Linked DNA regions of Homo sapiens: region 2 is linked to region 1. A link is a contact called in ENCODE Hi-C data. All regions are on one chromosome and are shown on one strand. Each heading gives the region's core, a stretch centred on a gene start or an enhancer-like site at or near the end of the contact. The rest is flanking DNA. Distances are from core to core; before and after follow the strand shown. Region 1 holds the start of GCNT2 (glucosaminyl (N-acetyl) transferase 2 (I blood group)). Region 2 holds the start of TPMT (thiopurine S-methyltransferase).

Region 1 (4,359 bases), core at 165-2,664:
TCTATCGCTCAGAAAGTCCTTGATAGGATTTTGAAGTTACAGGAACCAAAAATTACTGCCATAGGTAGAATACTTCCACAAGGGAGACCTCAAGCTTCTGATCACTAAGAATAATTACATGAAAGAATATAGCCTCCCTTCTTCCGATAATTGCAATATGCTGTTCAATCAGAACAGAGTGCAAAGAAACAGATCCTTTACGCTGTAGGGTCCCCAGGGCCTGGGATTACAGTCTCCCTATTTCTTCTGGAAAACCACAGCCTACAGGTAACTACCCTCTATTTGGCCAATCTACTACCAGGTGCAGAAAGACTATTTACAAGTGACGACTCTCAAAGGCCTACATTTAAAAATAAGGAAAACAGAAAAGTAGCTTTGAGTTTGGCAAAACCTGAATTTACTTAGTAGACCTGTCTTTAATATCAGAAGATGGGTTTTCATAGAATGGCAATATGGATCTACTACTTTTCTACATGGCCCAGAGCTTCATTTTCAATTTTACCTATTATCAAATGAGGTTCATACCTCACAGGAATGTTCATACCTCACAGCAACTAATTAAATAAAATACATTTCAGGCTGTGGACGGTGGCTCACGCCTGTAATCCCAGCACTTCAGGAGGCTGAGGCAGGTGGATCACATGGAGTCAGGAGTTTGAGACCAGCCTGGCCAACATGATGAAACCCCATCTCTACTAAAGATACAAAAATTAGCCGGGCTTGGTTGTGCATGCCTGTAGTCCCAGCTACTCAGGAGGCTGAGGCAGGACCCAGGAGGTGGGGGTTGCAGTAAGCTGAGATCGCACCACCGTACTCTCGCCTGGGTGACAGAGTGAGACTATGTCTGGAAAAAAAAAAAAAAATTTAAATGCCAGACAGTACCAAGTACCTTATCAAATTCTGGAAACATTTTCCCTTGCCTGAAGGAACTGAGAAACATAAACCATTAAGTCTGAAGTGAACGTTGTTCTTTCCTACAAAGTTAAAAGTTGTAACTGAGATACAGAAGGATACTAATGATTTAGAGACAGATGGAAAACCCTCGTGCCCAGTAGGCCCATCATGTAATGAAACAACATACAAACATGCTATTCTTTGAAAAAAAAAAAACCTTTGAAAACAGAAATCTCATGACCAAATGACTCATTCAACATTTTTTGGTGTACTTACTTTATGCCCGGCACTGTGCTAGGTTCTGGAAATATAAAACATCCACGCAGCCCATTTGAGTACCAGCCTATTGGACCTTAAACTGCTGTCAGCGATTTAACAGAGGTAACACGAGAAGACCAGCTCCCCGCAGTTTCCTCCCTCCACCAGTTTCCCAGCACGCTGACCTCCACCTACCTCTCTCAGTTCCCAGGAGGGTAAGATTGCCCAGAGGCGTCCAGCAGTGAACACAGTAAGCCTGTTTAAGGTAAACGCAGTTTAACCCTAGCGTTTTAAGTGGAATAACAGAGGCTGGAATGTGAAAGTGGGAAGGTCTGTTTGCTTTCAGTCCCACCCCCAAGGCCTGCCCTAAGAGTCTGAGACAGGAGAACACACGTCTACAGAGAGCCTGCCTAGAGTCTGGATTTTTTAAGCTGCTGGATACCAGGTGCTACCTGACACCAGCTCATCCCCTGCCTCTAGAGTCCTGGAGGGCTTTGAGTTGATCACTTTCCACTCCAGGAATGTTATAAGAAACCGCTCAGAAAGGTAACTGCCCTGGGTGTAACTGGGTTTTTCATGAGGACACTCCAAGATAGACCTCAGGATAATTATTTGGGTGTTTTCCTAAGACTACCCTCCATTTTGCCCCCTTAGAGGCTGCTTTTTCAAGAGGGGAAGTTTTGGATTCCCTCACAGACCCCTCGTGTTTAAGGTTCCACTCTTATGTTTAGTTATTGGTAGGAAATCTTATAGTCTCTGCCCCAGGGTAACCTCTAACAGATTTAGATATGTGTTCTGCTCAAATGCTACCCACACTGGGGAAGGGGAATCCTAAGGTGGCAGCAGAATTTAGTAGAAAATGCCCTGGGCATTTTCAGAAGGCAAGTTCTCTCCTCTCTAATGCAAGCTGTATATCTTGAGCAAGTCACTTCCTCTCTCTGAACCTCTGGCTTTTCCTAGGCCAGGCAAACGGGCTCTTTACATACCCTTTCAGGAATGAACTGATTCCTGTCCCAGGAAACAAGCTAGTCATACCGTGCATTTAGCCATATCCCTCTCTTCTGCCAAACACTTTGCAGTCAGAAGCAGCTTATAAAATTCAGTGGGGATAAAGCAGGGTATGGTGGTGTGCACCTGCAGTTTCAGCTACTAGGGAGGCTGAGGCGGGAGGGTTGTTTGAGCCCAGGAATTCTGAGACCAGCCTGGGCAACATAGTGAGACATCAACTTAAAAAAAAAAAAAAAAAAAGAAAAAATCCAACTGAGTTAAAAAAAATTTTTTTCCAGTCATAAAGCCAGGATAAACTGAAGAAATAGCAAATCAACTTTTTTTTTTTTTTTTTTTTTTTGTGACAGAGCCTTGCTCTGTCACCCAGTGCAGTGTCACAATCTCAGCTCACTGCACCCTCTGCCTCCCAGGTTCAAGCAATTCTCCTGCCTCAGCCTCCTGAGTAGCTGGGACTACAGGCATCCACCACTATGCCCGGGTAATTTTTGTATTTTTAGTACAGAAAGGGTTTCACCATGTTGACCAGGATGATCTTGAACTCCTGGACTCAAGTGATCCACCCCTCTTGGCCTCCCAAAGTGCTAGGATTACAGGCGTGAGCCACCACACCCGGCCCAAATCAATGATTATTTTTCTTTTCTTTTTCGTTTTTTTTTTTTTTGAGACCGAGTTTTGCTCTTGTTGCCCAGGCTGGAGGGCAATGGCACGATCTTGGCTAACCGCAGTCTCTGCCTCCTGGGTTCAAGCAATTCTCCTGTCTCAGCCTCCGAGTAGCTGGGATTACAGGCATGCGCCACCATGCCCTGCTAATTTTTTGTATTTTTATTAAAGACGGGGTTTCTCCATGTTGGTCAGGATGGTCTCGAACTCCCGACCTCAGGTGATCCACCCACCTTGGCCTCCCAAAGTGCTGGGATTACAGGTGTGAGCCACTGCACCTGTCGTCTGTTTTCTTTTTCTTTTCTTTTTTTTTTGAGATGGAGCCTTGCTCTGTCACCCAGGCTGGAATGCAGTGGTGCAATCTCGGCTCACTGCTACCTCCGCCTCCTGGGTTGAAGCAATTCTGTCTCAGCCTCCCAAGTAGCTGGATTACAGACGCCTGCCACCACGCCCGACTAATCTTTTGTATTTTTAGTAGAGACGGGGTTTCTCCATGTTGGTCAGGCTGATCTCGAACTCCTGACCTCAAGTAATCTGCCCACCTTGGCCTCCTAAAGTGCTGGGATTACAGATGTGAGCCACCCCGCCTGGCCAAATCAACAATTCTTAAAATGACCTATTTTGAAAAGACTAAAAGAAGCCCAACTGTTTTAACAGCATTTATTTTAGAGTTTTAGGATTATGGTAAATTTTACTTTCTTCTATGTATTTTTTTCCTATTTTCCACATTTTATAAAATGGTCATGAATTATTTTTTTCTAATTGGAAAGGAACAATTTTAATGGTCGTGACTGGTTATCTTCTCCCTCATCTTACGCTGCATTGTGTGTGTTGGGCCCAGATCTACAATTCAACTTCCTCATGAGCGCATGAGTCAGCATTTCTTCATGGCCTGTCATTCTGTACTGTTTGCAAAAGTATGAAAAATAGAGACCAGCCCATGGGAATTTTGCTGGAGAGGTAAATAAAATGCTCCATACAATTCTATACCTTTTACCAACCAAAGAATAAAATCATCAAATATCCAAGTATACATCAGTATTTTACAAACCCAGACTTTAGTGATGAAGGTAGGGAAAAAAGGATGACTGTCCTGGAGATTCAAGACGGGGTCTACTTATTGGGAAAGAGCCAGTTAAGTCAAATCATCGCAGCAACGGGTGATTTTTTCCTTGGCAAATTACCTAATTATTTCACTATTTCATTATGCCTATTCAAATGATCTCAGTCCTTGCCAGCTCCTTACAGCCTCCATTCTTTGCTGGAAATACCCTTATCCTTTCACCTCCTGGCCACCCAACCTGTTCTTCTCCATCACAAACAATAGAGCATTGAAATTCTGTGCCTGCCACCCAGAAAACTGGCAACCCACAAAGAACAAGAAAAATGGCTAACATACCTTTAAAATATATTCATCTTTAACAAATTATAAATAACAAGAGTAGCGCAGTTCTTTTTCTGTTTAATTCAAGTAATTTTTTAAAAGAAATACATTAGGCCAGGTGCGGTGGCTCACGCCTCTAATCCCAGCGCTTTGGG
Region 2 (4,417 bases), core at 1,908-4,407, 7.6 Mb before region 1:
AATCCCTACATATTCTGAAATGCACTATAGTTCTTTAAGCATTAAATAAACTGCCATTTAGTTCTACAACATCTATCATACTGTTGGAGAAAATGCTAATGATGTTCAAAGTACTATCCACCGGCCAGCGCGGTGGCTCACGCCTGTAATCCCAGCACTTTGGGAGGCTGAGGTGGGCGGATCACGACATCAGGAGATCGAGACCATCCTGGCTAACACGGTGAAACCCCATCTCTACTAAAAATACAAAAAAATTAGCCGGGGGTGGTGGCGGGCACCTGTAGTCCCAGCTATTCGGGAGGCTGAGGCAGGAGAATGGCATGAACCCCGCAGGCGGAGCTTGCAGTGAGCCGAGATCACACCACTGCACTCCAGCCTCGGCAACAGAGTGAGACTCCATCTCAAAAAAAAAAAAAAAAAAAAAAGGACTATCTACCTATAATTGTTATACCCAAAGAAGGCTTTTTGGACTTTATTTTCAAAAGGCTGTCCACTCTAACAAATCTCTTCATAGACACATATAAATATTAATTATTATATACATAAATATACAAATCTCTTCATTTATATATAAAATATACCTGACATTATTCATAACATGAACCACAAATATATGTAAATATATAGTATTTGTAAATGTATAGTATATGTAAGTATTATAGCAAAAATATCTGAAGTCAAATGTGTGGTTTAGGAACATAAATGAATCAGCCTAGGTTCATGCAACATTTGACCCTGTCACCTGGGAAGGTATGCATTCTCAAAAGAAAGTATAGTTTCCTGAAATTTCATCAAACATTTTAATCTAACTGAATACTAGAAAATAGGTACTTAATGCAACAAAGAATTCAAGAAATGGTTAACAAGGAAATGAAAACATGAGCTATAAAAGCCATTATTAAATCTTATCGAGGGTTTTTATGATAGCATATTTTCAACTTTATACAATTGAGGGTTATATGAATCCATTCTCAGAACTTTTGGCACTTGATGTAATTTATATATCTCCACTTGCTGGGTCCTTAGGTCTTAAAATGAAGAAAAAATTTTTAGTATACTAAAATGTCTTCCTTCTTGATTTTTCAAATTAATAAACACACCTAAATATAACCAATTGGTTTCATGCTCAACATTATACATATATTTCTAATTTTTAATTCAAGCATTTAAAATTTGGCTTTGGTTTTCTTTTAATGTGATAAAAAAGTGGGATTTTTTGGTAAATATATAAGTGGATATATCAATATGTAGATTTCATTATAATAATCCCTAGGTTTTTCTGAAGCAGCTTATTCAAAAAGATTTTTTCTTTTTTTTGAGACGGAGTCTTCCTCCGTGGCTCAGGCTGGAGTACAGTGGTGCGATCTCGGCTCACTACAACATCCACCTCCTGGGTTCAAGCGATTCTTCTGCCTCAGCCTCCCGAGTAGCTGGGATTACAGGTGTGTGCCACCACGTCCGGCTAATTTTTGTATTTTTAGTAGAGACCAGGTTTCACCACCTTGGCCAGGCTGGTCTTGAAGTACTCCTGACCTCAAGTGATCGCCCACCTCGGCCTCCCAATATTGAATAATTCAATATTGAATTATTCAATATTCAACATGCAGTTCAATGATTCAATATTAAATCCCCAATTGCCTAGATATCTTTTGTTGATTCTCCCAGCAAGGCAAATAATTATTGATGGTAATTTTCTCATGTACCTCCTGAAGAAGCCTTCTCTCCCACTCGCCTTTCTGCCACTAAAATAGATTTAAAAACACAAAACAAAACTGGTCAAAGCCTTGAGTTATGTGTGTATACGTGGTGTGGGGGATTCCCCAACTGGAGTGGACTGGGGAGTCCTGCAGGCTTACCCAAGGGAAGACTGGACTTCTATGTGGCTGGTTTCCACATCACTGAACCCCAACTTTCTACAGCTGGGTCGGCCTCTTCCTTCCTCTTTCACCTGTCAGCTGCCCGGCCGTTGACTAACAGCTACCCTAATCGGGCCACCCCTCCTCCAGGTCTCCAATCCCAGAGGAGTTACCCCAGCAACCTGGCAATGCTCATCAAGTCTCAACGCGTGGTGGCTGTGCCAGAGAATTACTACAACACCTGCAAGGCTGTGCGGGCTCCTGGCCGCACCCTATCGGCCGGGAAGAACAAGCGAGGGAGTTCCTACTCCAGGACCGTGGGGTTCTCCCGCGGCTCTGACAGTCCCCAGGAGGGAGCCCCAAACTCCCGGTGCCAGCTGCAGCCGCCTCGCTTTCCGAGAAGCTTTCGGAAGCTTTTCGAAGTCGGAGAAGCAACTGCCCCGGGGCTCACCTTTGCGCTGAAGAGGTGCCGGGAGTCTCGGGGAAAAGGCACCGCTGTACAGAAAGGAAACATTGTAGGGGGGTTAGCCGACCGGCAACATCGCGACGAACCCGGCGACCCCACGCCCCAACACCCTAGCCCGGGAATTCCCCCTTCTTCAGACAGATACCCACCCCGCACCCTCTTTTAATCCGGGGCAGGAGGTATCCGTCCCTGGGGCACCCGCCCACCTCCCACCACGGCGAGGGGCGCTGCACAGGGGGAAAGGGAGGGCTTGCACCCCAACCAAGCTGCTTTGTGCAACGCTGTCACCCGAAATCCGCCACGGCCCCCACGCACGCCCCCGGAGTGGGGAGCCTCCCACCTCTGAGCGCCAGCGAGGCGGTGCGCGCCGCCCTGGACTGCGGGCGCCTCTCCGGAGCCGCGCGCCGCGCGCACAGGACGGCTGCAGCCGCGCCGCGAGCCCCAGCCTCTTCTCGGCCGCCGCCGCCGCCGCCGCTTCCGCCCCTGTCACGGCGTGACCCGGGGTGGGAGGAGCCGACAGGACTAGGGATGGGTAGGGTCCCCGCCTTCGCTTTAGCCGCAGCGCTCGCTCCGCCCTGCCCATTTCCGCCGCTGCGCAAACCCCGGCGCTTGGGGAAGTGGGTGGAGTCTGTGCAACGAGGTACGGGGCGGGAGTGGAGACGGGGCGCCGGGAGAGGGGGCGGGAACTGAGGCGGGGCGCGGGAAAGAGGCGGGGCGCGGGAAAGAGGCGGGGCGCGGGCGGAGGCGGGGCGCGGGCGGAGGCGGGGCGCGGGCGGAGGCGGGGCGCGGAGAAGTGGCGGAGGTGGAAGCGGAGGCGTACCCGCCCCTGGGGACGTCATTGGTGGCGGAGGCAATGGCCGGCAACCAGCTGTAAGCGAGGTAGGCTCACTCGGGCGCGGAGGGTGCGGGTGAGAAAGGGAACGATTTGCTAGGAGTGTATGCGCCCGTGCTAGGGCTCCCAGGAATTCTTACAAGCGTAGACAGCCTAGCAATCAGCCCTGTGAAGTGGGGTTCAGGGCAGAAGCGGAAACTGGGAATAACGAGGTCGGACAGTAAATGACCTGAATCCAATGTCCAGGATTTAAAGTGCTTCCAAAGCACTGGTGTGTTTTAATTATTTTTTTTTCTTTTTTCTTTTAGAGACAGGGTCTCCCTCTGTCGCCCATGCTAGCGTGCAGTGGCACAATCATAGCTCACTGTAACCTGGAACTCCTGGGCTCAAGTGATCTTCCCGCCCCAGCCTCCTCGGTAACTGGGACTACAGGCTCGCTGCACCACGCTTGGCTAATTTTTCAAATTTTTTTTTATAGAAACGGACTCTCGGTTTTTTCCCCAGCCTGGTGTATTAGTGATTTTTGGGAAAAAATAAGTACTGCCAAATAGTGAGTGATCCCTGGTGATGTGGGAAACTGGGGTGCTGTAAATATTCTGTCTTGCTCTGCGGTGGTTACACAGGTGTATGTATATGTAAAAAATTCACCGAGTCATACTCTTTTAAGATGTGTGCACCTTAGGAAAGTTTCTTCTCAATTTTATGAAATTTAAAAACAAAACTATAGCAGAAGCTTTTGAAAAGGTGAGAATGGAGACTAGAACAACTTGAGGACTTTGTTTGTGGGCAGAAATTTTTGTGAAATTTCCCTTCCTTAATTCTTGTAATGTGCACTTTTTTTGTATTATAGAAATAAACTTTATTTCTCTAGAAATGATGTATACAAGTGGAGTCCATGCTGAGAAACTGTTAGAACAGCTAAGACGTTGAGCCCAGGAGTTTGAGACCAGCCTGGGTAACATAGCAAGACCCTGTCTCTACAAAATATTTAAAAATTAGCCAGGCATGGTGGTGCACCCTTATAGTCCCAGGTACTCAGGAGGTTGAAGTGAGAGGATCGCTTGAGCCCCAGTGTTGGAGACGGAAGTGTCATTACACCACTGCACTCCAGCCTGGGGGATAGAGAGAGACCCTGTCTCAAAAACAAACAACTAAGACATGATTAAGTTATGTGCATGATTTTGTTAGACAGTTCAAGTTTGTGTGAAAGGAATAGAGTTGTGCTACTCCAGGCTGCTGTGGAACTCTGATAAAGATTATGCT

What was found. A loop is a pair of places that touch in the nucleus more often than their neighbours do. Pooled maps may share reads with other maps.
Region 2: a loop to region 1 is called in a pooled map, with 4 times the contacts of the local background. The contact joins the promoter of TPMT here to the promoter of GCNT2 in region 1. A Hi-C loop is called at or near these places in 2 of 168 maps with a recorded cell type or tissue (B cell and OCI-LY7), 1 of 37 single-sample maps with no recorded cell type and 3 of 50 pooled maps.

Annotation. Positions count from the first base shown.
Region 1 is chr6:10,518,406-10,522,764 of GRCh38, reverse strand. GCNT2 (glucosaminyl (N-acetyl) transferase 2 (I blood group)) reads right to left here and starts at 1,414. Exons shown (of 5, transcript NM_145649.5): 1 at 1,348-1,414. It overlaps LOC101928146 (a long non-coding RNA gene), which reads left to right and starts at 1,359. Exons shown (of 3, transcript XR_001743961.2): 1 at 1,359-1,417. RefSeq lists enhancers at 1,068-1,127, 2,848-3,543, 3,623-3,767, 3,783-4,283 and a cis regulatory region at 3,690-3,700.
Region 2 is chr6:18,153,817-18,158,233 of GRCh38, reverse strand. TPMT (thiopurine S-methyltransferase) reads left to right here and starts at 3,157. Exons shown (of 9, transcript NM_000367.5): 1 at 3,157-3,201. KDM1B (lysine demethylase 1B) reads right to left here and starts at 2,812. Exons shown (of 22, transcript NM_001364614.2): 1 at 2,663-2,812; 2 at 2,308-2,351. RefSeq lists an enhancer at 1,872-2,111 and a silencer at 2,552-3,111.